Linked DNA regions of Homo sapiens: region 1 is linked to region 2. Evidence: chromatin loops called from intact Hi-C (ENCODE). Cell type or tissue: GM12878. All regions are shown on one strand. Links, peaks and the distances in the headings refer to the core of each region. The heading gives the core; the rest is flanking DNA.

Region 1 (15,656 bases), core at 4,615-12,614, 62 kb after region 2:
CTGGGGCATCTAACACGCTCCTCTCTCAGGGTCTCAGCTTGCCCATATATTAATTGCCAGGGGCGATCATCTGATGTTGAGCTTGCTTTAAAATCCTAATCTTCTTTAAACTATAGTTTCAGATGAGAGAGGTGTTCCATGCAGGTTTCAGCATGATATGAAATGAACGCTGAGGCTGATCTGTAATGATGAGAAAGTGAGGGATCCAGCACGCTGGGAAGTCTGTGAAGGAGGCTTGAGTGTATTTATGTAACCCAGGTAGGGAGTAAGTGTAACAAAGGGAGTTGAAGATAAACAGCATTTCTTAGGGGGACTAGGAATATGCTCTTGGGAGGGTGGTTGATGAAAGTGATGAAGAAATGAATGGAGCTAAGGGTACATGATCAGGCACTAGGAGGGAGCATGAGAGAGCCAAACATTCACTTTCTGTTGAAAAACATGAGCATAAGAGGCATCTAAGAAGGATTTGTAGAAGTCTTCTATGTCATATTCCAGGTAAAAATCTGCAACAAAATCTACATTATTCTTCAAAAAAAAAAAAAAAAGAAAGAAATGAGAAGAGATCTCTGAGGTTGTGAGGATGAGATGAATCCAGAAGAGCCTGAAAAGGGGACACCAATGAAATAGAAAAGCAAGAGGGACTGATGACCCAGAAGCCAAGCCAAGAAAGTGTTTCAAGACAGAGGTGTGCTCAGCAGGAGCAAGTGCTGCTGAGAACCACCAGCCTCTGAGACTGGCCATGGGATGTAACAACACACAGCTCATCGGTGACCTTGACAAACGCTGTTTCAGTGGAGACTCCGGGACTGAAGTGAGCCACGAGAGAAAGAGAGTAGAGGAAGTACAGGTGACTCGTGAGGAGTTTTGCTGTGAAAAGAAGGAGGAAAATGGGATGAAAAATAAAGAAAGATATGAAGGTCAAAGTCTGTTCCTGGCAACCAAAAAGGGACTTGCCTTGAGTAGAAAGTAATTAATCTCCAAACCACGAGGCTCCCTGACTTGATAAGTGTGCACTGAGTGAAGGGCTCTAATTACCTTGTTGCCACCTTTGGGAACAGGGTGGAATGTGGTCACCAAGGCAATGAGAAGCTCCCTAATTCCCACCTCATGATTCCTAGCAGGACTCAAAAGTCCCAAGTTGCTGAAGTGACTTGGAAATCTAACTGGAGTACAGCTCTGCATTGGAATTACAGCAAGAGCAAGCCTCACCCCTCATTACCCTTTGTGATCAGGGCAGGGAAAAAGCTGCTCAAAAGACGTGTGTAATAGATAAAGTGAAGTAATGTGGGGGATTGCCATCTGGGGAGAGGAATAACTTTATTATTTCATAGCTCTCCTGGCAGTCCAGCGTGCAGACAGACAGGAGGTGTGTGGCGGCAAACACAATCCAAGCTACTCCCTCAAGGATTGACAAAGCAAAGGACCAACCTTGAAGATTTCTAGTAAATATTTGCAGCCACTGAAAACATCTGCTGATTTCTCTTCCACAGACCCAGGAAGAGGGAAACCAGGACAGACACGAGGATTGGGCACCCCTTAGGTACTGTGCTGGGGGTCATCACTATGCTGGGTACTCTTAAAACATTTTGCCATTTGGGCTGGGCACAGTGGCTCACACTGGTAATCCCAGCACCTTGGGAGGCCGAGGCAGGTGGATCACCTGAGGTCAGGAGTTCAAGACCAGCCTGGCCAACACGGTGAAACCCCATCTCTATAAAAATACAAAAATTAGCTGGGCATGATGGTGGGTGCCTGTAATCCAAGCTACTTAGGAGGCTGAGGTATGAGAATTGCTTGAACCCGGGAAGTGGAGGTTGCAGTGAGCCGAGATCACACCATTGCACTCCAGCCTGGGCAACAGAGCAAGACTCCATCTCCAAACAAACAAACAAACAAAAAAATTTTGCCATTTAACACATACCACCACCACCCAAACTCTATGCCAAGAGTTTAATTCTCATCTTAGATTTGGCTCATTAGTCAATGGCTGCCAATTATAGGTAGCAGTTATTGTGAACTCAGAACATGCAGGTGCTGGGTTAATGCCTTGCATTATTTTATTCATCCACACAAAAATTCAGAGGGGTAAGAAGTGTTATAATCTCCATTTTACAGATGAGCAAACGGAGGTACAAACAGGCTTGCCCAAAGTCACACAGGCAAAGAAGCTTCCTCAAAGTAACTTGGTATAGAGCAAAGTTTCCATGGCTCCTAAATAGCAGAGCTTGCATTTAAACCCAGAGAGCTCTGACTTCAAAACTTATGATCCCACACTGTGCTACCTCCTGCCATTTATCCCTGCCTGACTCTTTTCCCACAACTGGCTGACCCTGAGAGGCTTAACTCATGTGATAACTGAGCATGTGAACTGGTGTACAGCAAAGCCCTTGACCCCTGCCTTCTTCAGCCCTGAATTACATTTCTGGTGGGGCAGTAGGAGGATGTGGGAATCCGTGCCATCCCCAGGGAGCTGCAGCAAGCTCACCCTCTCAGTCTGCCAGCCCAAGGATGCCCTGAGCCTCTGCAGTCGCCCTTGTCTTCACTCCATCGTGTCTTTCCCAAGCAGCACACAAGACTGAGGATGACTCTGCTAGGCAAGAGAAGACTTTTTTGTTAAGTTTTCAGGAAATAACCTAGCAAAATGAACTTGACTTGCAGCTCAAGAACTTGGGGAAAAAATTCCCAGTTGCACCACTTACTTGAGGTTCTTGGATAAACTGCTTCACCTGTGTTGTTAACTTCTTTATCTTAAAATGAAGATAACAGCCCTAATATCATAGATGTTCAGATGGGATTAAGTAAGGTCAGCCCCTAGTTCCATACCTGGAATATGGATAGGACTCCACAGCAAACGTTAGCCCCTTGTCTCTTCCTCTAACATGAAAGTTGTTCTACATGCTTTGTAAGGCTAATGTGAGCATGAAATGATGCAATCCAAAGGGGCAAATTTTAGACACTCAGTAAGTGTTATTTAAAGTCAAATATCTGAAAATGATTGACTGTATGTTGCCACCATGAAGCCTCAGCCTGTGCACATGAATTGGGGTGACTGGAAGGAGAGAATCCAGCCCATGGTGTATGGCCAGGCCTCACCCAAGCCCGTGATCTTGGGTCCTGGCTGGACTTTGCTGCCTTTCATCATAGAGGCTGTAAAGGACTCTGGCTCTAAGGAAAGGACTCAGCATGCACAGTGAAGCCAAAGTGATCTTTCTAGAAAGCAAAGCTAAAAACTCTTCAATGGCTCCCTGTGGCCCTGAAGATCAAGTTCAAATCTTTGAACATATTTTACAACCCCTTGTGATCTGGCCTGTGTCCATTTCCAGACTCATCCACTGTTGCACTCCCTCTCCTTGTCTACACTCCAAGCACTCCTGAGTTTCTTTTAGGTCCTCAAGGCCTGGGTTCATCCCCTTATCCTACATGAGGGCAGAAAGGTCAGGTCCATGCTTCCTTTGCTCATTAGTATATTCCCAGTGCTTAGTACAGCACCTGGCACATAGTAGTGAGTGAGCATATTACTTTTACAAGCAAAAAAAAATATGTTATTATTTGGGCCACCAAATGCGAGAGAGTGAGAAACGTCACTTTCTCCAGGTACCCCACCATCCTGCTCAGTCTGGTAAGCCAGTGCAGGGTTCTGAACACCACTTCTACGAACAGAGCAGTTCTGACCCCAGCCAGGCCTCATGGCATGGGAGGAGGTAAAGGGAGAAGGCTTAATACAGACTAAATACAGATAGACTAGTGTCCATAAGGCTTAGAGCACAGCTGTCTCCAGTGCCAGAGAGCATGTGCGCACATGGGCATGTGCTCGCTCGCTCTCTCTGTCTCACACACACATACACACATAGAGATTTATTTACATGCCTATAGACAGCACCATGTCTGTATGTGGGCATACTTGTGTCTCTCTGTAACATCTCTGATACAGGGTAAATCTCTGTGTATGTGTAATGATGTGAGTAGGCCTGCTGCTTTTTAAAAATCGCCCTTAAATGCTTCCAACTTTTCCTCAAAGCCCCTTCTCTCTTGTGCCATCACTTGGCTCTTTTTCTTTCCTCTAGATCCACCAGTGTCCCTCTCCTCTATAGCTCAGAGTAATTCAGCCCCTTTCCTAGATTCACATCCCTCATTCAATCTCTTTGCTCAGCAAAAGTTCTGCAATTAATAGGACCTACCTTCTTTAGAAGGCAGTTTTGCTACAATCTATTTTACTTAAGGATAATCCCAGGAGTCTCACCCAATCCCCAGCTCAAGCCATTTATCAAAGTAGCACTTCCAAGAATACCTATCATTTGGTCCAAGAATCTTTCATTCCAGCTGCTTAGAGGATAACATGAAAGATAACACTTCCCCTTTAGAGTACAAACTCATGCATAAGATCAAAGCGGGGTCCTCCCTCATCCAGCAGTACTGTAGGTGATGCAGCTTACATGGGTCTGAGCATGGGAAGAGGAAGGAAATTCATGCTGAGTGAGCACGTATGTTTGCCCAGCTTAATCCTTGATGATTTATGACACTGTCTTATTTCATCCCCACAACATTATTCCTAGGCTTAGAGAAAGAGACTGAGGGTCAGAAAGGGTAAGTAACTTGTTCAAGGTCACAGAGCATGAGAGGCAGAGCCAGGACTTGAACCAGATCGGCTGACTCCTGGGACAACACTATTTTCCCTGCACCAGGATGCCTCCTGTCAGTATATCTAAATGCACTGAGGTCAGTATTGCATGAGGCGTCTTCAATGTGTATAAAATATGTAAGTCAGGCTGGGTGTGGTGGCTCACAGCTGTAATCCCAGCATTTTGGGAGGCTGAGGCAGGTGTATGACATGTGCTCAGGAGTTCAAGACCAGCCTGGGCAACATAGTAAAACCCCATCTCTACAAAAGCATACAAAAAATGGTGGTGCATGCCTGTGGTCCCAGCTACTGGGGAGGCTGAGACTGGAGAATCACTTGAACCCAGAAGGCAGAGTTTACAATGAGCCAAGATTGTGCCACTGCACTCCAGCCTAGGTGACACAGACCCTGTCTCAAATAAATAAATAAATATTTACATTTTTTAAAAAAATAAAATATGTAAGTCATATTTGGAGAGAGAGACAGGTAAAGAGAGGGAAGGTTTTGGGGTATGATCCATAAGGAGACAGATCACAGTATGTTGGAGCTGGGCAGGGCCTCAAATTATTCTAACTACCTCATTTTACATATAGGGAAACTGAGGTCCTAAGAAAAGTGGCTTGCCCATGGTCACACAGTGAATTACTGCCAAGTCAGACCAGATCTCTGGTCTGATAATAACCTGGCCTACCTCCTTTGACTACATTTCCCTGCTGTTCCTGCAAATAATTTCCATCTTATTCTAGTGTTGACTTGTGTTGAAGTCCCCAGTGCCTTCTAGAACTTGAGGTCAAAATTGTGTCTGTCCCAACCAGAAAAACTGCGGCAGGGGCTCTTTCCTGGCAGCCCCCACATTTCCTGCCTGCTGTGCTCATCCACTAAATGGCTGAAAGACCCACCTGAAAAGTCGTATCTGCTGCAGCCTCTGATCCGCTCAGCAGCTAAAGATCATGGCTGATGCTACGGATGATAAGTCTTGGTCAACGTCCTATTTTGAGATGCAGGTACCACTTTTCACTTTCCACTGAAAAAGCCTGGAGTGTTTCCCATCCTGGCATTCAAATCTTTCCCACAGGATGGGGCAGACCTAAGACTGCTCGTGGAAGGTCTGGGGATGGGATGGATCTTCCTACAGGCCAACTCTGGAGCCAGCCCAGACCTCTCCATCTCCAAGGCAGTGCAGCACTCCCGAAAACTCAAGACCAAGTGCAAAAAGATATGCCTTTGGCTCAATATGTAAAAACTCTCCAGCAATAAATTTAAGCAATTCCATTTGGGGCTCTCACAATTCCCTCCACTCAGACAAACTGCTTTTTATTTCAAACGTTCCTGAAGAAAATTGGCCAATTGCTTACTTCAACTGTCATGGCCATTATGCTGAGCCTGGCGGCAGGACACAAATACAACCTGGGGATTTCTTTAAGTTGGATCCTTGCCAAACTGATCACTAGAACAGGGGTCCAGCCAGAGGGTCTGTGGACATTGAACCCTTAGGAACGCATTAGAACTCCCACAGAAGAGAACAGGGTTAGCTGGGGCCAGAGCAGGGCTCTGGGGAACTAGGAATAAGGAAATGTAATGTGTAGTTTGATCCTTCAGATTGGCAATTACATCCTAAATCCAAGCGGGCAAGGTGACCTCCAGCTACCTTGAAATGACCTCAGCAGTCAAACAGACCTACTAGAGAAGGCGTAGGTGGGATCAGAGTCTGATAATGACAACATCTGATAATGACAATAGCAGCTCTATTTATTGAACACTTCTATATGCCAGGTGTTGTGCTGGGCATTTGACATGCCCCACTGAAGCCAATCCAAGCTCCTTACCATGTTCCTTGGATCAGCGCCTGGTACATGGTAAGCATTATACAAGGGCTAGCAACTGTTGTTGTCATTCTCATTGTTAACAAAGGGCACCCAGTGAACTCCCAAACCAATCCTCACCAGCCCAGAACAGACAAGCTGATCCTATAAGTTCCTAAGTCACCCCAGTATCAGAGATGTCCTTGGTTGCAGGCACTGACCATTTGAATTGTCTCCAGTCTGGACAAGGAGCTGATTGGTCCGCTGTGTGATCTCCAGTTCCCTGACTCTGACATACGATGCTTTCTGAGTACCTCACTCCCTGGGAGTCCAGGCAGGCTGGTTCAGAGATGACTCACATCCAGGCACCTGCTCCAACAGGGGGGCCTCCCCCACCCTCATCTCACAGCAGGAAAGGTTTCACCTGACACTTCAGGGAAAAGGAAGAAGGAATTTACTTTTTACAATCAAAGCAGAGTTGTGGTGAGCAACCCCTGACTCCGACATTGCCATGACAACACCTAGAAGGCATCCTTGGCTGAGAGCCAAGGCCCAGACAGCCCTTTGTTCGTGCTGTGAGGCTGAGTGGCTGTCTCAGGTGAACAGGTTCTGGGAAGCCTTCTCCAGGCTAAGGAGAAGGGAGCAAGCAAGGACACTGTAAACTACTCAATCCCCCTTCACAGGGTTGGCCTGGTGGGGGTTGGGAGGAGACACCTGAAGGTTAGAAGCAGGTCTCCTTTTTGAAACGTGCCTTAATCGGGAATTCTGAGCTCCATTTTACCCCTTTCCCTCCCAGAGAGCACCTGCTGCTGCTTTTCTGTCCAGACCCTGGCAGCCTCCAGAATGGGTCTTGAAATATTGATTTGACCCCTCAATACCAAAAAAGGATCATAGTCACAAGAGTACACTGAGTGCCTATTATTTCCTAGCACTTGGGCCAGACACTGGGAATACAACGATTGAAGAAATGGGGCCGGGCCCAGTGGCTCACACCTGTAATCCCAGCACTTTGGAAGGCCAAGGCGGGCAGATTACCTAAGGTCAGGAGTTCGAGACCAGCCTGGCCAACATGGTGAAACCCCATCTCTACAAAAAAAAAAAGAAAAAATTAGCTGGGCCTGGTGGCGTGTGCCTGTAATCTCAGCTACTTGGGAGGATGAGGCCGGAGAATCGCTTGAACTCAGGAGGCAGAGTTTGCAGTGAACTAAGATGGTGCCATTGTACTCCAGCCTGGATGACAGAGGGAGACTCTGTCTCAAAAATAAAAAAGAAAGAAAGAAAAGAAATGGAACATACCCAGGTTCCTTAGAAAACAGAGCTTGAGGCCAAAACTAACACCAGAGACTTCATCCTAGGAAAGAGTAGGGAAGAGTGAATAAAAGGGGGGATGGAGGCCGGGCGCGGTGGCTCAAGCTTGTAATCCCAGCATTTTGGAAGGCCGAGGCAGACTATCACAAGGTCAGGAGTTCGAGACCAGCCTGGCCAACATAGTGAAACCCCATTTCTACTAAAAATACAAAAAGTTAGCCAGGCATGATGGTGGGTGCCTGTAATCCTAGCTACTCAGGAGGCTGAGGCAGGAGAATAGCTTGAACCCGGGAGGCAGAGGTTGCAGTGAGCCAAGGTCGTGCCACTGCACTCCAGCCTGGGCGACAGTGCAAGACTCCATCAAAAAAAAAAAAAAAGGAATGGATTAATCAAATCTAGCCCAATGCATTAGAGACATAGAGATATTATTATATATGCAATGATATGGAGAAAATTATATTCACAGAACTCTTCTCAGGGAGAATATTCTCTCTGTGCTTGGAAAAGAAGACTCTGCTAAGCCAGTTGTGGAGGTAAAGCCTCAAAGCACATGCTTAAGAAATAATAGGTGGCCTGCTGCCTTGTAAGGAGGCTCAGTCTGGTTCACTGCAGTCCTTTTGTATTGCTCAGTGGGCTGTGCAAGTTTGGGGGAGAGCTGAACTGTTCAGGACAGAAGAGAAGAGACTGGAATGACTCAGCCTGTTCCATTCCTCCTCCACAAGGGGCCTTATCACTACAAGTTTCAGTACCACTCACATTTAATCTTTGTATTGCTTTAGATATGAAGGGTCTCAGGCAAAATCTAATTCCTTTTCTGAATTGGGATTCTGATTTGGTGCCTGATTCTCATACTTTCCACAGTTTCAGCTCAAGGCTAGTGCAATAACCCAACCACAAAGGGACCTGGTAAACTTGTCATTGTCAGCCTGGAGAAATGACAGACCACTACATGGAACAACTTTCTAAGTGTCAGAACCACCCCAAGAAAGAGTAGGCTGACTTTACAGGTGGTGAGCTCCCTGTCACTGGAAAGGTTCAAGCAAAAGCTGGATAACTACCTGGTGGAGAGGTTATAGAGGGAAGTCATCCTTGAAGATCTTTCCCAGTCCTGTGTCAGTGATTCTGCACTCTGTTTTAGCCTCTCTACTTAGGACGGGCTCCCCCTGCCGAAGCTTCGTGTGCCCTCACCACTCTGAGTATCCATTTCTCTGGCAGAAAATACTTTGCTAAATGGCAGCATAAGTCTGCTTTCTCTCTATTTTCCTGTGTGTTTTCCCTCCACAGTGGCAGGCAATACCTCCCTTGTTCTTTCTGCTCCAAACACAACTAGGGTTTAGTTTATTTATTTGTTTTTTTTCGAAAGCTTGTTGTCCTCCAAGAAATAAATAAAGATGTTGTAAGTAAACAGAAAAGGCAGGAATCCAGGCATCTGCAGTTCCCTCCTCAGGATTTTGTTTCCTGGGGAAATGCCCAGTGGGGATCACTCTAGGGCTGTCCCCAAAGATGTATTATAATAAACCACTGAGAGAATAAAGCTTCTGTGTCTCTGCCCTGGTAGCAAAGGCAGACCTACTGCTAAGAAGAGAGATCTTCCTGGCAGAGGACAGCAATGATATAGCCAGGCTACCCACTCAGAGGAGAACCAAGAGTCTTCAACCCTACTACTATAAGGGATTTAGAACATTTCAAAACTTGTGTAACTTCTCACAAGTTAGTTAGATGTATTATCTCCTCTAGATTTTCCAGTAGGGATTACTACTAAAATGTAAATGCCCTACTTACTTGTTTAAAGGGACTAGAAAGCAAAGAGCCAGGAAGGCAGTGTCTCACTTGAAGGCTAATCTTGGTGGAGAGAATCCCAAGGGACAGAGTGGCAGCTCAAAGACAAACCCTACAGAATGAACTTCAGCGTTCAAGACTCGGATTCCTGAATGCAGCATTTGTGAGGAGTGGAATCGCAGACACCTTCTGTTGTATCCACCAAGCCCTTCTTTTCTCTGAAGTGTTCATGACACACTGGGGGTGGCCCTCAGGCAGCTGTGTCTACACCCTGTAACTCCATCCCCTGGCCATAAATGATTGGACCAGAGAAGAACACTTGACCAGGATGGCCCAAGTCATTTGAACCAAGGGACAGGGCTGGGAGCTGATCACTGAGCCACGCTATTAGCAGTGCTCTTGGGCCAACTAACAGCAGGAGCAGCAGCAGCAGCAGGAAGAGCAGCAGCAGCAGCAGCAGGAGCAGCAGCAGCAGTATCACCTGGGAATGTGTTAGAAATGCAAATTCCTAGGCAGGGCATGGTGTCTCATGCCTGTAACCCCAGCACTTTGGGAGGCCGAGGCGGGTGGATCACGAGGTCAAGAGATCAAGACCATCTTGGCCAGCAAGGTGAAACCCCATCTCTACTAAAAATACAAATATTAGCTGGGCATGGTGGCACGTGCCTGTAGTCCCAGCTACTCAGGAAGCCAAGGCAGGAGAATCACTTGAACCCATGAGTTGGAGGTTGCAGTGAGCCGAGATCAACTGCACTTCGGCCTGGCGACAGAGCAAGACTCTGTCTCAAAAAAAAAAAAAAAAAAAAAAAAAAAGCAAATTCCTGCTAGAGGTGGGGCCCAGGAGTCCTCCTGGTGATTCTGATGCTACTGAAGTTAAAGAAGCTTTGCCCTAGAGGGAAGGAAGTCTATGAACTCCTACTGCTAAGTTCCTCCCTCAGCTAGGTTATTCAATTGTTTCTTTGAATTCCATGAGACACTAGAACATATTTCTAATAAATCAAATATAATATACCTTAAGCTACTTCCAATTGGTTTCTATTACTTGCATCCAAGAGAACCTTAACTAACACAGCTCGTTGAGCCTGAGATACCAGAAGTAGACTGCTCCATCCCCCAAGTCACCACCACCCTCTCTTCATGCTGGACCTCAAAGAAAGGAGGGCCACAGCCAGGTCACCTCTCGCTCCTCTGGTGAGAATCACCCTAATCCCTCCTTTCACTCCTTTCCCCACTACAGTTCTTTGGATTTGCCCTTGTATTAATTTGTTTTTCAGCTCACTTTTTAAATTGACAAATAATAATTGTTTCTATTTCTAGGGTACAACATGATGTTTCAATGCATGTATATATTGTGAAATTATCAAATCAGGCTAATTAACATATCCATCCCTTCACATACTCATTATTTCTTTGTGGTGAGAACACTTGAAATCCAGTCTTTTAGCAATTTTGAAATACATATTATTATTAACTCTAGCCATCATGCTGTACAATAGATCAGAGAACTTACTCCTCCTAAATGAAACTTTGTACCCTTTGATCAATATTTCCCCTCTCCCCAGATCCTTTACTTATCATATCAACCTATAAGCTAACAAGTTGCTATAATGCCTTGATTATTCCCCTTTTGGTCAGTGCTATAACTACCCTCTCTGTCTCCATAGCAGAGGTATCCACCCCCCTTTTTCCCAAGGATACATTTCTCCTCCATTTCCTTTGAGGGAGGTAGAAAGCTTCTCACAGTAGCAACCAGGATTATATGATTAGTATAGACAACATTCAGACACCAACCAAAGCTGCCTGGCTCTAAAACCCATACTCATTCCACTGTACCACTGTGTTTCACCTGCAAACCATCTCCTTAAGCCCACGTGCCCCTGAGTGAGGAGGGAGCAGCTGAGCTGAGAACCTCCCCGCCATCCCCCCATCCAAACTGAGTAAGTTATGCATCACTTAAGACCAGGATACATTTGAGAGACGGGTCATTTGGGCAATTTCGTTGTTGTGCAGACATCACAGAGAATATTTACACAAACCTAGATGATATAGCCTACTACACACCCAGGCTATATGGTATAACCTGTTGCTCCCAGGCTAAAACCTGCACAACATGTTAGTGCACTGAATACTGCAGGCAACTGTAACACAATGGCAAGTAAACATAGCAAAGGTACAGTAAAAAGATAGTATTATCATCTTTTGGGACACGTGATCCAACATTGACCAAAATGTCATTAAGTGAATTATGACTATATTGTGCTCTGCAAAGCAACAGATTTTACCCTTCATTTTACTACCTTGTTTTATGGGTATGTGTGTGTGCACGCATGTGTGTGTGTTAACAAGTTCAGTTCCAAACAGCTGTTTGTAAGTCTGCTTGTTTGCAACTGCAAAGAACCTCATGAAGGTTAAGCTTGTAATCCCCAGGCCCATTTCCACTAGATAGACGAGTGAGTTGATGCTTCACATAATATGTTTTGCTCTGATGTGTTTTTTTCCAAAACAGCCCTATATCTCCCACTTTTAAAATCTGTTAAGGCAAGTAAATCTCCTCCTTAAAGCTCTCTACAGAGAAAGTCTTAGCAGCTACAGTGTCAACATCTCTTTGACCTTGTATAGACTTTAGGGGCCCTGAGCCTGAAAAACCATTTATGGCTTGCAACAAGCAACAGTTCACCGTGGCCTTTAAGTTCTCAAACAGACTCCTACCCTTTCCTGAACTCATATTAGGCTAATGAGGCTCCACTGATACTTCTACTCTCTAGCCATACACTCAAAAGTTTTTCTCCTTTTTTGATTTTTGGCAATTGCTTCTCATTATGTTTTGCTGATTATTGTCAATAGCATGGGTGCAGCATTTTTTTACATGTTGCTTGATTTACTCTCTATCCTTCACAATCATGACACTGTAAAAAAAAAAAAAAGTATCCCATTTCACTTACAACATCCATTTTCTCACCACTTTCAATTTTTGAAATTATTATTCCACTTTGGATTCCATCATAACCATATGTCTCTTCTAACCAGCATTTTCAATAAGCTCACTCGCCACTTCTCCACTTCTCCACTTATTGTTGGTCATGACGATAACAACATTTGTAAAATAGCTTCAGTGTAACACAAACAGTGCAAACATTCCCCAACAAATCAGGTGATAACCAGTCACAATTGCTACCGCCATGTGTTGGTAGCAGGAAGAGCTAAAATGCTTTTGCCACGGAGCAGCGGTCAACAGGCTCTAGGTATCTGTAAATAAAGTTTTATTGAAACACATCCATGTCTATTTATTTAAGTATTGTCTATGTCAGCTTTTGAGCTACAGTGGCAGAGTGGAGTAGTTGTGACTGAAACCGTATGGTCCTCAACACCAAAAGTATTTATGATCTGGACCTTTACAGAAAGAATTTGCCAACCCCTGCTCTGGAGTGTTTATAAAAATTAATAAACATAAGTTTGCAAACAGAGAAATATACAGCTTGAGTCTACACATGTCTCAGTGTTGTGGGAGGGACCCAAGGGGAGGTAATTGAATCATGGGGGCCGGTCTTTCCTGTGCTACTGTCGTGATAGTGAATAAGTCTCATGAGATCTGATGGGTTTATCAGGGGTTTCTGCTTTTGCTTCTTCCTCATTTTTTCTCTTGTTGCCACAATGTAGGAAATACCTCTCACCCCTGCCATGATTCTGAGGCCTCCCCAGCCATGTGGAACTGTAATTCCAATTAAACCTCTTTTTCTTCCCAGGCTCGGATATGTCTTTATCAGCAGCATGAAAAGGGACTAATACACTCAGATAGATGGCCCTTGTGAAGCTCATTTGCATGAGACCTGAGAGCCTTTTGAGAGAATTTATCCTAAGTAAAGGAGGGATCAAACTCAAATAACCTGACCCAGCTGGATAGTTTAATCAATGAAAGGAAATTTCTCATTACTACCTGATGGCTTAAGTCCAACTCATCTTAGTCTATTTCCATAGACACGCGTCTGGATCTTAGAGTGGAGTGAGCTTACCTCAGTCAACTATGGCCTCAATAATGCTGCATAACAAACCATCCAAAACTTGGTGGCATACAACAGTCAGCATTTACTCCCTACTCTGGCATCTGCAGGTCTACTGGGGAGGCTCTGCCTCAAGCCATAGGCCTGCTGTATCTGGCTTTGTTCCCCAGGTTTCTCGATCTGGAGGGCATGTTCTTCTCCCAGCAATGGCAAAGGCCCAAGAAGGCAGCAAGTCCAACTGCGCAAGCACATTCCAAGCTTTTGCTTGCTTTGTAACTGCTAATGTCCCATTAGCCCAAGCAAGTCACGCGGCCAAGCTCAGCATTAATGGTTGGGAAGTACATTTCTCTCCTAGAGGTTTGGGGAGAGAAAATGAATATTTGCTGAACAATAAAATACCTAAGTAAAGACAGGAGGCTTTGGGAGGCCGAGGCGGGCAGATCACGAGGTCAGGAGATCGAGACCATCCTGGTTAACACGGTGAAACCCTGTCTCTACTAAAAATACAAAAAATTAGCCAGGCAAGGTGGCGGACGCCTGTAGTCCCAGCTACTCAGGAGGCTGAGGCAGGAGAATGGCGTGAACCCGGGGGCGGCAGAGCCTGCAGTGAGCCGAGATCGCGCCACTGCACTCCAGCCTGGGCAACAGCGAGACTCTGTTTCAAAAAAAAAAAAAAAAGACAGGAGGGCCTGTGTCATCCAACTTTATAGAAGTTTGGGATGGCTCCAAGATAGTGCAGCACAAGAGGCGAGAGGCTTCCTCCCTTCTTCTCCACCTACAACAGACCACTATTCAGCTTTGGCCCCCTGAACTGTGTCCCTTGAGAGATGGCAGCAATAACAGAGCCCAGTGAAGCAACAGTGGGGCAATAGTGGTGACTGGTGGACACTTCTGGGCCTGGCAGACCAGCAGCAGAGCTCAAAGGGTTGCCCAGGAGTGCAGAGGGAGAGGCTGCAGTGCCCAGCAGAGCAGCAACAGTGCCCGGAGTTCCCAGCACCTGCAGAGCAGCAATGATGTCTGCAGGGCCATGCCCAGTGGAGCAGCAGCACCCCCTAGAGGGCAACTTGGTGCTCACTGAAACAGCAGCATATGTGTCCAGAAGTGCCAGAGACGTCCCAGGGATTCTTGGGAAACTGCGAGATTTTTCAGAGGGTGGTAAGGTGGGGACACAAGACAGTGAAATTTGAGCCATTTCTGTTACCCATGATTTCATTGATACCCATGGACTAGTGGATCCTGGGGAAATTTCTATTATATAAAGTGGGATATCTAACCCTGAATCCCAGACCCCCTCAGAGCGGAGAACAGGTTCCCCAAAATACATACACACACACACACACACACACGAACACACACATACAGAGGGAGGGAGAGAGAGAGAGCACAAATACCCTTAGATCCCACCCATCAGAAAGAAACAGGAGCCTTAGCTTCTCCTAGCATCCCCTTCCTTCTTCCCATAGACTCATCAAATATAGATTTCTACCTATTCTAACCAAGACAGGCCAGTGATCTGTAACTAATCCTGTGCCTGGAGGGCAGAGCAGCCTCAATTCTGGGGTCTCAGGAGAAGAACATTGGAATGGCCTCTTTGTGGGGAAGCTCCTCCCTGCTCTCCATCTGTCCAGCCCCACCAAGCCCTGTAGCTGGTGATCATTAAGCAGTAAAGGCATCCCTAATGGTGGCTAATGGCGGGCTTAAGTACTAGTTACCTGAAAGAACCCCTGGGGTTGGCTCACTTACTGTATTGAGTGATCCTGCAGACCCACAGAGCCACTCTTTCTAATGAGGAGAGCGACTGAATGCTGAATTCAAGCCCAGAAAATGGCTGGGGAGAGAAGGGGAGCCTGCCAAGGCCCTCTATAAGGGTCCAATGTGAAAGCACAGCCCTCCTCTTGCTGTTCCTCTGTGGCTCCAGTTGCCCAGGCTGCCCTGAAGGGGTTGAATAGGGAATATGGCATTAATAGTTAGCAGCTGAGGCTTTCAGGCCAGCCCCAACTTTCACCTCCACTCTATCTCAGTCACCAATCCCATGACAACAGCCTGGAGCCCTTGCTTCCCCAGAGCTGCCCTGCTTCAAAAATCCATTCTGCATCTGGTTGCCTGCCTTCCAGGCTCCTCCCACCTGCCTCCCACCACTCCTGCCTTTCC
Region 2 (15,656 bases), core at 3,022-11,021:
AATTTTAAATGTGGAAAGGTGATGCCAGTAACTCTCAGGATGCTGCCTCCCACATCCCCTCTGCACCCATCCACACTGTGTATGACTCCCCTTAAGGATGAGAAGGGCCCCAAGTAAATAGGTGGGATGGGTGACAAATTAGGAAGAATTAAGTTAAGCTTGAAGTGGTTTGTGCTGCCCCCTGTCCCCAGTACACACAGACTTAGGTTAAACTCCTAACCAAAAAAATGAAAACAAGTTTAAAACCATCATGCTTTCTGGATACTATGTCTTTGAATGTTTTCTGTGTATGTAGACATTTTCAACTCCTGTGTATTACATTTCCCATGTATTGGCCTCAGTGGAAAGTCTGGTCCCTCCTTAAAGCAGGCTGAGCTTTTCTGGCAGCCAGAGGCAGGAGGAGCAGCCTCCTATCAGGCTGAAGAAGCCAAGACGTCTTCCAGGCAGGAAGCGTAGGTTGACAGCCATGAAATAGTCTTTTCTTCAATAGCCAAGTGGGAGTCTCCATCTTCCACTGCAGGGCAATGGGTAGGGGGGAGGGCAAAAACCAGACTTGGAACCTGTGGCAGGTCATGGCCAGGCCCCTGAAGATGCTGAGAGAAATAGCGGGGGCCCTGCTCTGGAGGAGCTTAAGACCAGTAGGAATGACATATGGAGAAACAGATGAAGTACAACCCAGGCACTGTCGTGGGGGGTCATACTCAGGAAAGCCTGAGGAGGGAGGAGGAAGGGAGGAGTGTGCAGTCTCCTGGAGAGGTCAAGATTGGCTTCTCAGAAGCAGCTCTTGAACATGATCAGGAAGAGGAAGCAGATTGTACAGACTGCCCCAACCTGGGCCATTGTCTCTCTTCTTTCTCTCAACAAAGTCCTGAGGGTGCCTCTGCCATCTCCTCACCATGCTCTTCTATAATAATTATTTATCTACCCCAGAAAATAAGCTCTTTAGGTCCAGGGCCATGTTATTTTTTTCTCTATGTCTTCTGCGCCCAATACAGTACATGGTAGGCACTCAAAAATGTGTTGGACAGAGCGTAGAAGTTGGGAGGCTCCCTTAGGTCTGGCTATGCTATCGAGTACTTGGGGAGAATGAGAGCCAATGGAGTGGTGAGGAGAGCAGGGGCCAGATCTCACGGGATTTGAGTGACAAGAAGGACCTTGGACTCTATCCTGCTGGAAATGTGTCCAAGGCCCCAGGACAGCTTTGGAATTATCCTGGTTGGATCACAGAGCTGGCTTCAGAGTCTCTCTGAGTAGCAGCCATTAGCCCTGATTACTGATGACCAGTGTTGGGGTGGTGGCACCATGAGCCAAAGCCTACCTCTGACCCCTCACTTTCCCATATCTCAACCTCCTCCACCCCAAGAACCCCTGTTTTGGTAATGCTACCACCATGCACCCCATTGCTCAGGCCCCAAGCCATAGATTCATTTTTTATTCTTCTCTTTCTCTTCTCTCCATTTAATCCATAAAAAGATCTGTGGCTTTCTCTCTAAAATATACCCCAGTCCACTTTTGCCCATCTCTCCCTCTACCTCCCCAGTCCAGGCAGCCATCTCTTCCCTCCTGCATTGTTGCCATGGCCTTTTACCCAAAACTTGGGCTCCATCCTCACCTTTCTTCCCCATCCACTGTCTGGCCATCCTCCAGGCAAACATGGTCTTGTAAAAATGCATGACTGATCATATCATCTCCATGTGCAAGTCCTAATTCCTTTGCACAGCCTTCCCAACTCTGCATTGTTCCATCCCCATATCTGTGACCTCACTGCACACCACCCTTCTACTCACTAGCTTCTGCCACTCTGGCCTCTTTCTGTTCTGCAAACAAGCCAAACCTGCCCTCTTCTTGGGGCCTTTGCACTTGCAGTCCAGGTCCTTGTTTCTCACTTAGAACATTTTTTTTTTCCATCTCTTTGCAGGGTTCTCCTCATCCTGTAGGTCTCAGTTAAACCCTTTCTCTACAGGGACTTCCCTGAACACCCTTTCTAAATGATCTCTGTCTGCATCCCTAATCTCCATCCCATCTCCTCTCATTACCCAATTTATTCTCATCACAGCAATTATTAAGATGAAAGTGTCTTTACCTGCTAGTGTTTATCTCTTCTGCTGGAATTTAAGCTCCATGAGAGCAGAGACCTTGTGTGACTTGTTTACCTTGATGTTCCTAGCACATAACAGGCACTCTATGCATGCTGCTATTATTATTATTGTATGTGTTGTTATTCTAATTATTACATACAGCGTGTTCCTAGCACCTAGAACACTGCATGGCCTGTAGCAGGTAGGCTATAATAATAATAGATAATAATAACAATAATAGATATTATTTGAACAGTTAAATAAACAGAGAAATAAGGCCCCCCGAGGCTTGGGTGGAGGATGAGATTGAACACAGAATAAGCCCCAGGTGACCCAGGGGAGGAGGGGCTCACTGATTCCACCCAATGTCGTTTAGGAATGAGAGGAACCCTGCCTCCCGTAAAATCTCATCTCTAAGCCAGAGAGTCTCAGTGACTTGAGAATCAGAGGACCTGTAAGTATTAGAAAGCCAACCCCCCCGCCCGGACTACCACCCCTCCAGAGTGTTGTAAATCATATCTGCCCATCTCTGCAAACCTGCTTCCCAGGATGGGGAGAGGGGGTATTCCTCTCTCACTCAGAACAGCCCAGCTAGAGAGCTGGTGCAGAATTAGTCTATGTGAAGCCCTAATTCTGATGCTGAAGGTTGGATGAGCCCCAAGGACACAGAGATGACATTAGCTGCCCTGGAATTTCTGGCAATGCTCTAAGACCCACCCCACCCCACCCATGAAGCTGACAACCCTAGAAGCAGCCCTCTCGTGCTTCTTTTGGCCAGGTTAAGTATTGCCAATCGCTACCTTTTTCCCCATATGACCCAGTATTGAGTCTTCTTACCACTCTAGTTATAACCCTGTGAACACATACCAGTCTTTCATCGCTCCTTTAAAAACACCCTGTCCAGATTGAAGACCATTACCAGAGACAGGGTCTGCCTACAGAGCAGAAACATGAACTCCCTTTCTCTAGCTACTAAACCTCTATTAATGTAGCCCTGAGGGTAATTAAAAATCACTAAAGGTGAGTGCTGAGATGAAGACAGAAAGAGGGCAGCACTTTGGGAGAATCCTGTAACTATGGGATGGGCTAAAGAAGAAAACCCAGAGAAGGAACCTGAGAAGGAACAGTCCAAGAGGTCGGTGGAAAGCACGTTTCCCAGGTACAAGAAGGATGGGAAGAGACTGTCCCACAGCTACAGGCAGCTAATAACCATACACACAGAGAGACCAACAGAATGAGATGAGACCGTGTGCTTTCTCTAACGATTCCTCTGGTCAGATCCTTCGAGGGAGATTCTCTATGGCACGGTGGGGTAGAAGTCAGACTGCAAGGGGCAGAGGAGAGAGGGATGCGGGGGCAGGAAGTGTAGACAACACTTTTAAGATTTAAGGGCAGGACTTTGGTGCTGGGAAGCTGGGGCGGCAGAGGCAGAAGGCAGGATCAGGCACTGTGGTGGACATCCGCAGTTGGTGTGTCCAGGCCCTTCCTTCTTCTGGTAACCACACGCCCATTTCTTTGGGGATCATTTCCCTCTCTCAACCCCAACCGTTTCATTTCAGTGAGACCAGAAGAGGGCATGAGTCAAGCTAGGGCAATCAGAGTCCCCCCCTGGGATTTCTCCAATTAAAACCAAGGAAATAGAGTATTTATCTCTAGCGATGACTCCCAGGATTTGTCAGGAGTAGCTGATGGAGAAAGCCCACCTGGCAGAATTCAGTTGACATTCCAGAGAGACAGAGGTTATTGGGGTGTCTGAGCCCCTGCCAGGCCTGAGATTTGGTAACTTCAGCATTTGCCAAATAGGTTACAAGAGCCACTAGTAACCTAAACGAAATCGAATTGGGTTTCTGTCATTGGCAATCAGAATAATTCTAATATCAGAATTAAAGCCCAAAGGATGAGTTCACAGTGAGTCTGGTATCTAAGACAGTTTGATGCTAAGGCCACTCACATGCAGGGCCAGGGCCGCCCTCGTGGGCCTTATCCTTCTTGAGTCTGACGTCTCCAGTCTGGTGACCAAAGCCAATTGCACCTTGCATCTGCCCCTGCTATGATAACACAGCTGGACTGGCTGCCTTATGGAGAAGGTGATTTATTTGCTTCATAAGCAGGAAGGCTAGAGGCACATCGTGGCAGAGCCCAAGCTTGCCTTTCTTTCCTATTTTACATTATATTTCACCCTGGCAAGAGTGATTCTTCTTGGCCAGAAAATTGATTTTAAATCAAACTTCTTCTGACAGCCCCACACAATCCTCCCTTCCTGGGGCCTTTGCCCTCTCTCTCTCTCCGCAAAGCCCTCCTTCCACTCCCACCTTTCTGCGTGCCCCTAGACACACACTCCTGTGCATGCATGTGTGCGCACATGCACACACACACACACCCACAAGCTCTTCTCTATGCCAGGAATTTTCTCTTTCCCCAGTTCCTTTTGTTTTATTTTATTTCACTTTATTTTACTTTATTTTATTTGGAGATGGAATCTTGCTCTCTCTCCCAGTCTGCATGCGGTGGTGCGATCTCGGCTCACTGCAACCTCTGCCTCCCAGATTCAAGTGATTCTCCTGCATCAATCTCAACAAGTAGCTGAGACTACAGGTGTCTGCCACCATGCCCAGGAGGTAATTTTTATATTTTAGAGATGAGGTTTCACCATGTTGACCAGGCTGGTCGTGAACTCCTGACCTCAGGTGATCTGCCCACCTCAACCTCCCAAAGTGCTGGGATCACAGGCATGAACCACTGCACCCAGTCCCCAATTCCATTTATTGATGCACTTTTATAACCAACTCCATCTGTGGCTCTCCAGTGTGGAGTGACGGGGCCCAGAGGAGGAAGTAGGCTGGAGGAGATCTGGACTTCAATTCTTGGCACCTGCCTAGAGGGAGCGAGCTGGCACCAGGAAAAAGGAGGCTGCCCAGCTGTTCTAGGAGGAACTGGGCTTCACAAGGGGATGGAGACTCTGATGCAGAGGCCCACGAGTGCTGCAGACCAACAGCCTCAGCTAAGACATCAGACACTGAGTAGGAAGGGGACAACACAGAGAGGTGAGTAGGGAAGAAGGAGGAACGCAGCTGACAGAGCTCAAGGTATGTATGGTCCTTGTTCCTACCTTTCATATTCCTGTGGCTACTTTGTGTAACCTGTCCCAGCACCTGGCTGCAGGGAGATGCCTTGGAAGTTGGTGTGCAGAATTTGGAAGTTCTGGAATCTGGAGCCTGAAAGGTTTCTGTCCCCATCCCAGCTCAGCCATTTACTAAGCATATGGGGTTGTCTGACAGGGGTCTACAAAGCTTTTCTTAAAGGGCCAAATGGTAAATATTTTAAGCTTTGCAAGCCATAAGTTCTCTGTCACCATTCATCTCTGCCTTTGTAGCACCAGAGCAGCCACAGATAATGTGTAAATGAACAGATGTAGTTGTGTCCCATTAAAACTTTATCTATAAAAGCAGGTGGTCCATGCTCAGGATATAACTTGCCAATCTGGAAGGCCTTCCAGTGCAGATGCAACTCTAGAAATTCTGTTTACAGCTCCAGGAGCTCATCCCAGCTGCTCAAAGGAAAACTACATAAATGTAACAAAGCAATCCTCTCTGCTAGTCACTTAACACACATGGTACAGCATAGTGGTCAAGAGCATGGGCTAAGCTCAAGCCTGACTTTGTCACATACAAGTTCTGAAACCTTGGGAAAGTCACTGAACTGCTTTGTACCTCAGCGTCATCATCTGTAAAACGAAGATGCTAAACAGAAGATGGGTATGAGCATTCAATTAGTCAGCTCATGTGCTAGAATAGCGTCTGGACGAACCTTATTATTAAGGAGTCTGATGAGATTGCAAGATGGATAATGTCAGGAGGCTTCCTTGTGACAGCAGAGGAAGACCTCTTTAAGCTAGCCTTAGAAACGCTTCCTAGAGGAAGTAACGCTGCAGCTGAAGCTCTCACAATAAATAGGAACATGTTCGAGCACCTACTGAAGGCAAGAAAAAGCAAGTCTTATTTAGGGACTCATAGGGAGATTCAGCTGTCTCAGAGATCAGAGTTGCTGAAGAGCAATGAGAGACAAACGGGGAGAGAGAAGCAGGGGCCTGGTCATGCAAGACCGTGCACACCATGCAGTTGAATGTGGATTTTTTTCTTCATGACAACGGGAGCCATAGAAAGGTTTTAACTGGGGGAGATGTGTACTGAGATGAGTGCTTGCTCTGGCTGTTTGTAGAATGTAAACTAGAGAGGATGTGAGTGGAGACAGGAGACCACCAGAAAGTCCTGACATCAATTCAGGCAGAGAGGAGGGGGCTGCCTTAAGGCAAGGGCCCTGGGAAGAGAGAGGCACAAGCAGAAGATGTTAAAGAGATCAAATTGTTAAGATAGGGAATCCTATGGGACGTAGGAAATGGGAAGGAAGGAAGAGTCAAGGGTGACTCCCAGGTTTTGGCCCACCACTTCCCTTTATAGTTCTAAAATGGCAAAGCTTTATCACTGACTGATTCTGGGTCAGAACTCCAAACCCATCTTGTGATCCAAACTTGTGACAGGAAGGAGCCTGTCAGAGGTTATCTCACGCATCCCTCTGCCTCTGGGCCAGTCTGCATTCAACCCATCTAAGCAGTCAGCTGCAGGTGCAGCAAAGGACAGGCATGCCCTGAGCACACAGGTTGGCTCTGCTGTCCACAAGGAAGCAGCACCAGTGTGGAGGTGAAGGCCCTGAGGCCCCAGAGACTCGGGGCCTTGAGCTATTAAGAGGAACGGACCCCTGCTTCCTTTTTTCTTTTCGAAATTAGCCAGCAGAGTCAGCCTCCTTGCTGGAAGGGGAGGAGGGTCTGGCAGCTAGCCACCCCAACCACATCACAGCTAGAGCTCCACAGCCCCAGCCACGACAGATGTGATTTATCTACAGCCCAGGAAAAGCGGGAAAGGAATGCTTTTCTTCCCTTCCTTGCTGTTTGGGGCCATTCATCACCTTCGTTATTTTTATAGTCGTGTGGGAGTATTTAGCTCTCTTCACCACCCCCCAGGAAATGTGAACAAATAAGGAATCAGTACACATGCTATCAGGAAGGCATCAAGGCACAGAGCGGTGATTAAGAATGGGATGTCAAGTTTCCACCCCACTGCCCTCTCTACTTCTTATTTTAACTCCCTCCCATCCCCTAGAATTCCCCAGATAGGACCTGAGACTGTATCTGAGTTATAGATGAGAATGGAAGAGTTGCTCTAAAACAACTGGAACATCAGTAGACTTTAAAAAGGGGGATTATTGTAAAACTCTTGCCAAGTGACCTCTGATTTAAGCTGGTAGAGTAAACAAAAGAGTGACTCTGTGAGGTCAGTGTGAGGACAGTAGGAATTAAAGGTTTGCTGGAAAGATGGAAAGGTGGAGAAAGAAAATAGAACCCACTCTCGCATGGGTAAAGGTTTGCATGTTGCTCAACTCAAAGCAGAAGTGAAAGCTTTAATGCCTGAAGAGACTCTTTGCCCTCCCACAACGGGGACGTCGTGTTGCACAGTGGAGCTTTGTTCCTATTTGAACCTAGATTTGAATCTTGACTCCTCCATTACCTCAAGAATTTATAAAATGAGGATAATAATATCTATTCATGGGGTTGTAAAAAGTCTAAAATTTTAGTGTATGTGCTTATTATCTGGCTTAAAGTCCAATACCAACATTATTATTTTGCTTCTCAAGTTATTTCAGCTTCAGCCATTAGGAGCTCCAGCAGGCTGGCTCCTCTGTTCTTTTGACAAGCCTCCAGATATTCCAAGCTCATCTTGTATTTTCCATTCTCAGCCCTGGAATCAGCTATTTCCCCTAGGAACCCTGGTTCCGTTTAATGGAGAACGTTGTTTAGAGACCAAGATTGGGGTGCTGGACATGCTTATTGCTACTGAGGTGTCATTGCTTGTAGCATCATTGCTTTCATCAGACAGAGCTAGGAAATAAATGTATGTACACCAACGATGTGTTTTTGTAAGATGAAAGTGAGGTAAGAAATACACAAAAATGCTTTATCCTATTTTTGCAACTTTCCTATTCTTTCAAAATTAAGTTTTTATTTTAAGTATATAAAGCACCTAGAGCAGGCGTGTCCAATCTTTTGGCTTCCCTGGGCTACATTGAAAGAAGAATTGTCTTGGGCCACCATAAAATACACCAACACTAATGATAGCTGATGAGCTAAAAAAAAAATGCAAAAAAAAATTTCATAATGTTCTAAGAAAGTTTATGAATTTATTTTGGGCCACATTCAAAGCTGTCCTGGGCTGCAGGTTGGATAAGCTTGATCTAGATTTTAATAGGTATGCAATGGCTGTGAATTGCTTTTCCATCCCTCCACTTCCTAAACTTGACTCCTCTATTAACCTCAAGAATTTATAAATGGGATAATAATATCCAGTCCATAGGATATTACAGACATAGTAGGTAAAACACACAGGATGTGTTTCAGGCTGTGAGCCATAAATGTACCCTACAGCAGCAAATTAGCAGCAGGGACCCTCTGGCCAGGCTCTTTGGGTCAGAGCAATTAGCTGACTCTATCTAAAGTTTGAAGCAGAGTCTTTTATAATATGGAGGGGGATAGAGTTTAGATTCTCCCAGAAGCCAACCCTGAGACAGAATTTAAGTACTAATAATTTATTTTGAGAGGCCCCAGAAACACCAGTAGAGGAATGAGAAAGTGACACAGGAAAAGGCAAGCAACCAACATTTGTGTGTTATTAAGCCAGCTCCCACAGTGAGGGACCGCTGCATAATCCCATGAGGAAACTCTGGAAAATGCTGTAAAACACATGCCTCAAAACGATCACAGGTACACACACCCAGCAGAGATGCAGGGGTGTTTTATATACAAGCCCCACCAATCATTGGTTGAAGGCTGCTCCCAGGGGTTATTGCTCCTCCAGTACTTGCAAAGTGGCCTCCCGTAGTTCTGGGGAAAGTCCCAGGAACAGAGCTGCAGGTGTCAGCAGCTGTAAGCCATAAGCAGCACCCTCAGCTACAGAAAGTCTCGGGGAGAAGGGCACAGATCTATCTTAGCACTTTGCCCCAGCCACCCATGACCACACCAACTCCCAGTTCAGGCTGCTTGACTCCACTTCCTGAGCTTCTCCAGCTCTCCTGAGCTACCTTGATGGTGCCATGTAAAGGGAAGAGAATTATGGCATCTCCTGAGCTTTTGGCTTAGGAGGAGGAAATTTGGCAAGGAAGAGCCAGTTTCATCTAAACAAATATTCATTAACCTGTGGCAAGGTAGCCAGGTCTACAAATTTCCTCAAAGTGATATTAAAATGTATTTATATATAGAGCTAGGTGGTATTTCTATATACATGAATATGTAAATTTCTGGGTTTGTAAGTATCAGTAGTTGAGAATGAGAATGAGGCAGTGAGTACAGAGCCATGAATTCATAAAATGTTTAAAAGGAGCTCTCTCCAACCTTTTGGTGTGTTATCTTAGTAAGGTATAGTAGACTTGCTAAGTGTGCTGTAAATTTAAAAGTTTAATGCATCATTTGCTGAAGTTTTTCACTGAGTTTGTTCTAGGAAAGGGCAATGAGGAGAAAGGGATGTCATCTCAGCCTTTCTCCTTGAGAACAGTGGCATGAATGGCTGCTCCAGTCAGAGCTAGTGTCCCACCCTCTTTCCTGGGCATCCAGAGCTCCTTGCATTGGCACAGTCACCATGTGAGGACATGCAGGTTGTGCCCAGCAAAAGCGTGCCTAGTCTAGGGGCAAGGAGCACTGGAATCTAGCCCATGCTTACCTCACCAAGCCAAGCATACCAGGGCAAAACTGCAGCCACCTGGGAGAAGGGCATCTTTCTTTCTTTTTTTTTTTTTTTTTTTTTTTTTTGGAGACGGAGACTTGCTCTGTCGCTCAGGCTGGAGTGCAGTGGCGAGATCTTGGCTCACTGCAAGCTCCGCCTCCCGAGTTCACACCATTCTCCTGCCTCAGCCTCCTGAGTAGCTGGGACTACAGGCGCCCGCCACCATACCCAGCTAATTTTTTTGTTTTGTTTTTGTTTTTTTTAGTAGAGACGGGGTTTCACTGTGTTAGCCAGGATGGTCTCCATCTCCTGACCTCATGATCCACCCGCCTCGGCCTCCCAAAGTGCTGGGATTACAGGTGTGAGCCACCGCGTCCGGCCAGGGCATCTTTTTTTAATTTACACAAAAGCACCACGTGTGTTAGCAGCAGCCATATGTGCAATATTCATCATGATATCCATTATGTGCACACACCATACCAATGAGGTACCATCTCCGTAAGCACTGCAAGACCAGAACACATAGAGGGTAAAGACTTGTCCAGGGTATAATAGTTTGCTGGGCTGCCATAAGAGTACTATAGGATGAGTGGCTTAAACGATAGAAATTTATTTTCTCACAATTCTGGAGCCCAGAAGTCCAAGATCAAGGTGTTGGTATGATTGGTTTCTACTGAGGCCCCCCTCTTCTTGGCTTCCAGATGACTGTCTTCTCCCTGTGTCCTCACAAAGTCTTCCCTCCATAGGTGTCTGCATCCTAATCTCCTCTTACAGGGAAACCAGTGATATTGGATTAGGACCCACTCTAATGACCTCATTTTACCTTATTGCCTCTCTAAAGCCTTTGTCTCCAAATAAAGTCACGTTCTGAGACACTGGGGTTAGGACTTCAACATATGAATCTTGGGGGGACACATTTCAGCCCGTCACACAGAGCAATACAGCAAGTCATTGATGGTTACAGAAATATAACTTGATATTCTCTGGCTTCCCGTCTCTGGCTTGATATTCTCTGGGGCTTCATTCCAGAGTCATCGTGTCTCTGTCAACTCTTTTTGACAGAGGTGTAAATGGAACTGCAGACGCTAAAAAGAGAAGCAGCAGCTCTGCCTCACTATTCCTCCTTAGCGAGTCATGTTGCCGTCCCCAAGTGCAGCCAGATTTCCTGTGACACCCCCATAATACTCACTTCCATTGGCTCCTTCAGCAGAAGAAAGGAGCATCACACCAGAGCCAAGAGTTCACAGATGCCAGTTAGACCCCCTCACTGTAAGTGGCCACCTCCCACCTGACCAACACAAAGAATGAGCTCCACAAACCCAGCTTCCAGAAACATCTGGGTCATTTCTGTATGATGAAGAAGTGAATATAGTGAAGCCCTTTCCATGTCAAATTTCTGCCAGGAAGATGCTGTGCTTGTCTTCACTCAGGGCACCTAATATATTGTCTGTGTAAATGGAACCTCCTAAAATAGTGCAGTGCGCAACTAGCCCAACTGTCTGGGGCAGCCCTGCCGCAGCCTCCACACCCCTTACTCCATGAGTTCTTTCCATGTATTCCCTCCCTTTCCCCTTCTCTCAACCTCTTGCCTCTTCCCAGTTATTTGCTCCAATATTAAAACTGTCTCTACCTCATGGCCAATCAACCCAGGGGCAGTGCAGTAGTCAGTTTCCAAGATTGCCTCCCACCAAAGATGACTATCACCTCCTGGAATTCACACCCTTCTGCAGTCACCTCCCACATTGTACCAGGTGACTGATAGAATACTGCTGAAATGATGGTATGTCACTTCTAAGGTCAAGTTATAAAAGTCACTGTCTTCTGTCTTGGTTGCTTCCCCTCTCTCTCCCTTGGATCACTCCATCTGGAGGAAGTCATGTCATCAGAAGCCCTAGGGTAAGACCCACATAGCAAGAACTAAAACTTTCTGCCAACTGACACATGAATGAGCTTGGAAATAAATCCTCCAGACTTAGGCAATGTTCAGATGACTGCAGCCCTGGCTGACCTGCAGCTAAACTGCTCCTGGATTTCTGACCCACAGAAACTATGAGATAATAAATGTCTGTTGTTTTAAGTCGATAAGTTGGGAGTCATTTGTTACACAGCAGTAGATAACTAATACAGGGAGACTACATGTTGGACCATATTAAGGTCAGCCCCTCACAGAATCACCTCCACTAAACTGTGTTTGGACATTCTGCCCCAACTTTTTTCAGCAGTGGTGATGAGAAACAGCCATATAAAATGTGCACCAATTTTGCTGTACACCTGCTGTTAAGCATATTGATATTGTTTACTGCTTTTTTTTTTTTTTCTGGAGACAGAGTCTTGCTCTGTTGCCTAGGCTGGAGTGCAGTGGTGCAATCTCAGCTCACTGCAACCTCCGCCTCTCCGGTTCAAGCAATTCCCCTGCCTCAGCCCCCCAAATAGCTGGGACTACAGGCGTGCACCACCACACCTGGCTAACTTTTGTATTTTTAGTAGAGACGGGGGTTTCACCATGTTGGTCAGGTTGGTCTCAAACTCCTGACCTCGTGGTCCACCCTCCTTGGCCTCCCAAAGTGCTGGGATTACAGGCATGAGCCACTGTGCCCGGCCTGTTTACTGCTTCTTTACCTTGGTGGTCATCTTTGTAAGGAGCCATGTGAGAAACACTTTAAGAGTTTAGTACAGGGGTTGCTCTTATTTAGGCATTCATTACCTGAACCCCTGCCATGACTAGGTCATCTAGGGCAGCAGAGGTCGCCACTTAGGACATGAGTCCTCAGTCTTTCACATCCCTCCCACACTCCCACTAGGGTCTATTCCTTCCTGTCCCATCAACGTCTTCATTGCTCAGTGTCTCACTGGTTGACAGATGATCAATACCCTGGGAATACAATGCAAGTTGATTGCAAAAGTATAATTGAAAATATCGCCAAAAAATGGGGGGGCAGGATTTCATAAAATCTATGAAAGTGAAGGGGAAGGACTGCTGGCGTCACATGCAAAGGCTTTGACAAATCAGTATTTGGGAGAGTTCGAGCAGTTAACAACTCAAGAGGAGAAAACAGCAAGGGCGATGATACTGTGAAGACTTTGAAAGAGAATGGTTTGAATATCAAAGGAATAAGAGACGCTCTTGAGAAAATTGATAGAGTGTTCAAAGAGTTTTGGAAAAAAAAACACCCTTTTTATGATCATGCTGCCAAAGTCAAACATGAATTTGAGAATGTTATTTCATTCTATTATATACTTTTGTTGGAAAAATTCTACCAAAAAAATTCAGCAGTTGGTTCACCCTATTCATCCAAAGAGTGGGCAGATAGTTACATATACAACTTCAATTTTAAGTGTGAAATAAAATAAACTTATTTTAATAATATTTTATTTTTTAAGATGCATTCTAACTTTGATCCATTTTTGGAGGGGTTCCCTTTTTTAAGGGCAATTTAAACTACCCTTTTCTACTTTCAAGCATCCTGAGGTATCAAAGGCCAACTCTAGATGGGGAAAAAATGCATATCTTGAGGAACAGGCTTGTGGCTTTCATTCTAATTATCTGAGCTTTACAGCTTCTGTATTTCACTTTTTGCCTGGAATTCCAAGAGGCTAAGCTAAATTTTGTTATGATCATGTTTTATTAATAGTTCCTCTTTTATCCTTGGTGCCAATTTTTCCTTGGGATCTATCCTTTACTGAACCAATTGAATAATATATTTTATATATTATATTATATGTAAATTATCTGTGGATGTATATTTATATATATAACATATATAAAATATATCAATTATCTGTGGATAAAATATATCAATCCTACTGTAGAAAGAGGTGAATTATTGACAGACTCTGAAGCTGCTCTCTGGAAGATCACTAGGGGCTTTCTACTTGCTTCATTAAGTGGCCTTTCCCTGCTTCTCGTCGTGCTCAGCCTCTTGAAAGCCTTTCTCTGCCCTCTTCCCTCGGCTTTTTCTAGCACATAATACTCTGGCTAGTTTTTCTCTTACTTTTCTGTCCTCTCCTTCTCGGCTCCCTTTTCCCAGTGTAAAAATCTCCCTGCCTGAAATGTTTGTTTTCTTTCCAGATGTTTCCAGATGGTGTCTAGAAAACTAGAGTGGCCCAAGAGCCATAGTGTCAAGTCAACAAAGTTGGCATTAAGACCATGCTAGGGTTATGTATTCTGATGCCACTCTCCTTACCCCACCCTGGCATATACTCATTTTGGTTTTTTAGCTTATTATGAAATATTTGAGGTATACAAAAAGCTATAAAGAATAATGCAATGAATACCTGTGTGCCCTACCCATCTTAAGCAATAAAACATTACTAGAGGTGAAGCCTTCCATCTCCAGCTCATTTTCAATTATTACAAAAAGCTGGCAAAAGGGATCGTATTTGAGGGATGGCTGGGGGTATTATAAACAACAACAAGCATAAAGGCTGTAATTCTTAGCTTACATGTGCTTCCACATTCATTTACTCCCACCTACAGTCTGAGAAGGTATCTATTGTTCTTCCTATCTAAGGATGAGAAAATAGATTCCTAGACATCTGATGTGGTAGTGTGCAGGGGTTAAGACATGGACCACGAAGCCAGATTACCTGGACTTGAACCCTGGCTCCAGTACATGCTGATGCTTACATATTTTCTGTGTCTAGATTTCTCATCTCTAAAATGGAGGTGATGCTAGATTTACTTTTTGTAAAGATGAAATATATGTCAAGAAGAGAGACTGTCACATTGTAAGTGCTATATAAGTGTTTGCTGCTGCTGACACTACCACTATTACTATCATGATTATTATTATCTGAGTTGTCCAGTAAAGAGAGCTGCATTCTTCCATATAATTCTCTTCCACTAAGGGTCTTGAATGCTTATAGCTATAGCTAATCAGCTCTCACCTCAAGCTCTAGATCCAATCATTAGGTACTTGGGAGAATTGAAGATTCCTCTAGCTTATTGTTCATGATTCATCCTTGCCAGCCTGGTGCTGGGTCCTATTCTGACTTTGTGCCCCATCAACAATGGGATCTGGCTCATGCCTCAGTCTCCATTCTCCTAGGGCTGTGAAGAATAGGAAACAGCTGGATGTCCCTGGAGCTGACCACCTGCCAAGACTACTCATCATTCTTCTCTCCCAGCATCTCCTTGCCTGGCTGGTGGGATGCCTTTGGCCTTCTAATAATACACATTCAAATACCTTTGCCCAGTAAGCATGTCTAACCTCTGGATCTGAGACCTCCCCAGCCTACATCAGCCCACCACTACATCTTCTTCTGACAAGCATCACCCAGTTTGAGAATGGCAGTTCTTTATTTATTTATACAAAGTTCTACTTTCCCTTTTAACTACATAATTAGAATTCAAAAAAAAAAAATCTGTGGTCTCTTGCTAATCAGACTCTTGCCTTGGCATTTGCCCACAGAGCTCATAAGCAATCCAAAGCACTGAGCTGGGTTAGTCCTTCACACAAATGCAACTGTGCTTTTATTGCTGCCATAATTTTGAGTTGCTGAGTAATGAGATTGATCTCTCAGAGAAGTAAAAGGCAAATATGTGGCCACTCAGCAGCCAAATCTTACTTCTTTAAAATTTGGTACTGCCAAGGTCTATGTCTTGTTTTTAGTCATTTCTGGAAATGGCAACCTCAACAGTCAGGAGGTTTAAGTGGTATTCAAACTAAACAGACTCAACCTAGTCCTATTTATTCTTTTAAAAATTTGTCATGGAGGGCTGAACTTTCAGAGAGGCAGGGTAAAAATCTTGGCAGACTTTCTCCCAAAGAAACAAAAATTTGGTGAAAATTGTATTTTAGAAATAATCTGG

Evidence for each region. Hi-C counts contacts between places; a loop is a spot of excess contacts. Peaks named below come from ENCODE experiments on the same cell type or tissue, not always from the same donor. Only the 100,000 strongest peaks of a DNase experiment are listed, where the experiment ranks them.
Region 1: a loop joins it to region 2, with 3 times the contacts of the local background. A loop is called at or near these places in 6 of 110 quality-filtered maps.

Annotation. Positions count from the first base shown.
Region 1 is chr1:34,583,539-34,599,194 of GRCh38, forward strand. All of the region lies in intron 3 of LOC105378641 (a long non-coding RNA gene), which reads right to left. Among named protein-coding and RNA genes, the nearest start is that of MIR552, 78 kb to the right of the region's middle. In GM12878, for the core only: a CTCF peak has its summit at 8,891; DNase peaks (open chromatin) are centred at 6,933, 8,403 and 8,773.
Region 2 is chr1:34,523,246-34,538,901 of GRCh38, forward strand. The region is part of intron 5 of LOC105378641 (a long non-coding RNA gene); the gene reads right to left. Among named protein-coding and RNA genes, the nearest start is that of MIR552, 140 kb to the right of the region's middle. RefSeq lists an enhancer at 7,294-7,463. In GM12878, for the core only: no CTCF peak of the experiment used is centred there; DNase peaks (open chromatin) are centred at 7,166, 7,486 and 9,036; H3K4me3 peaks cover 1,534 bases; H3K27ac peaks cover 4,247 bases.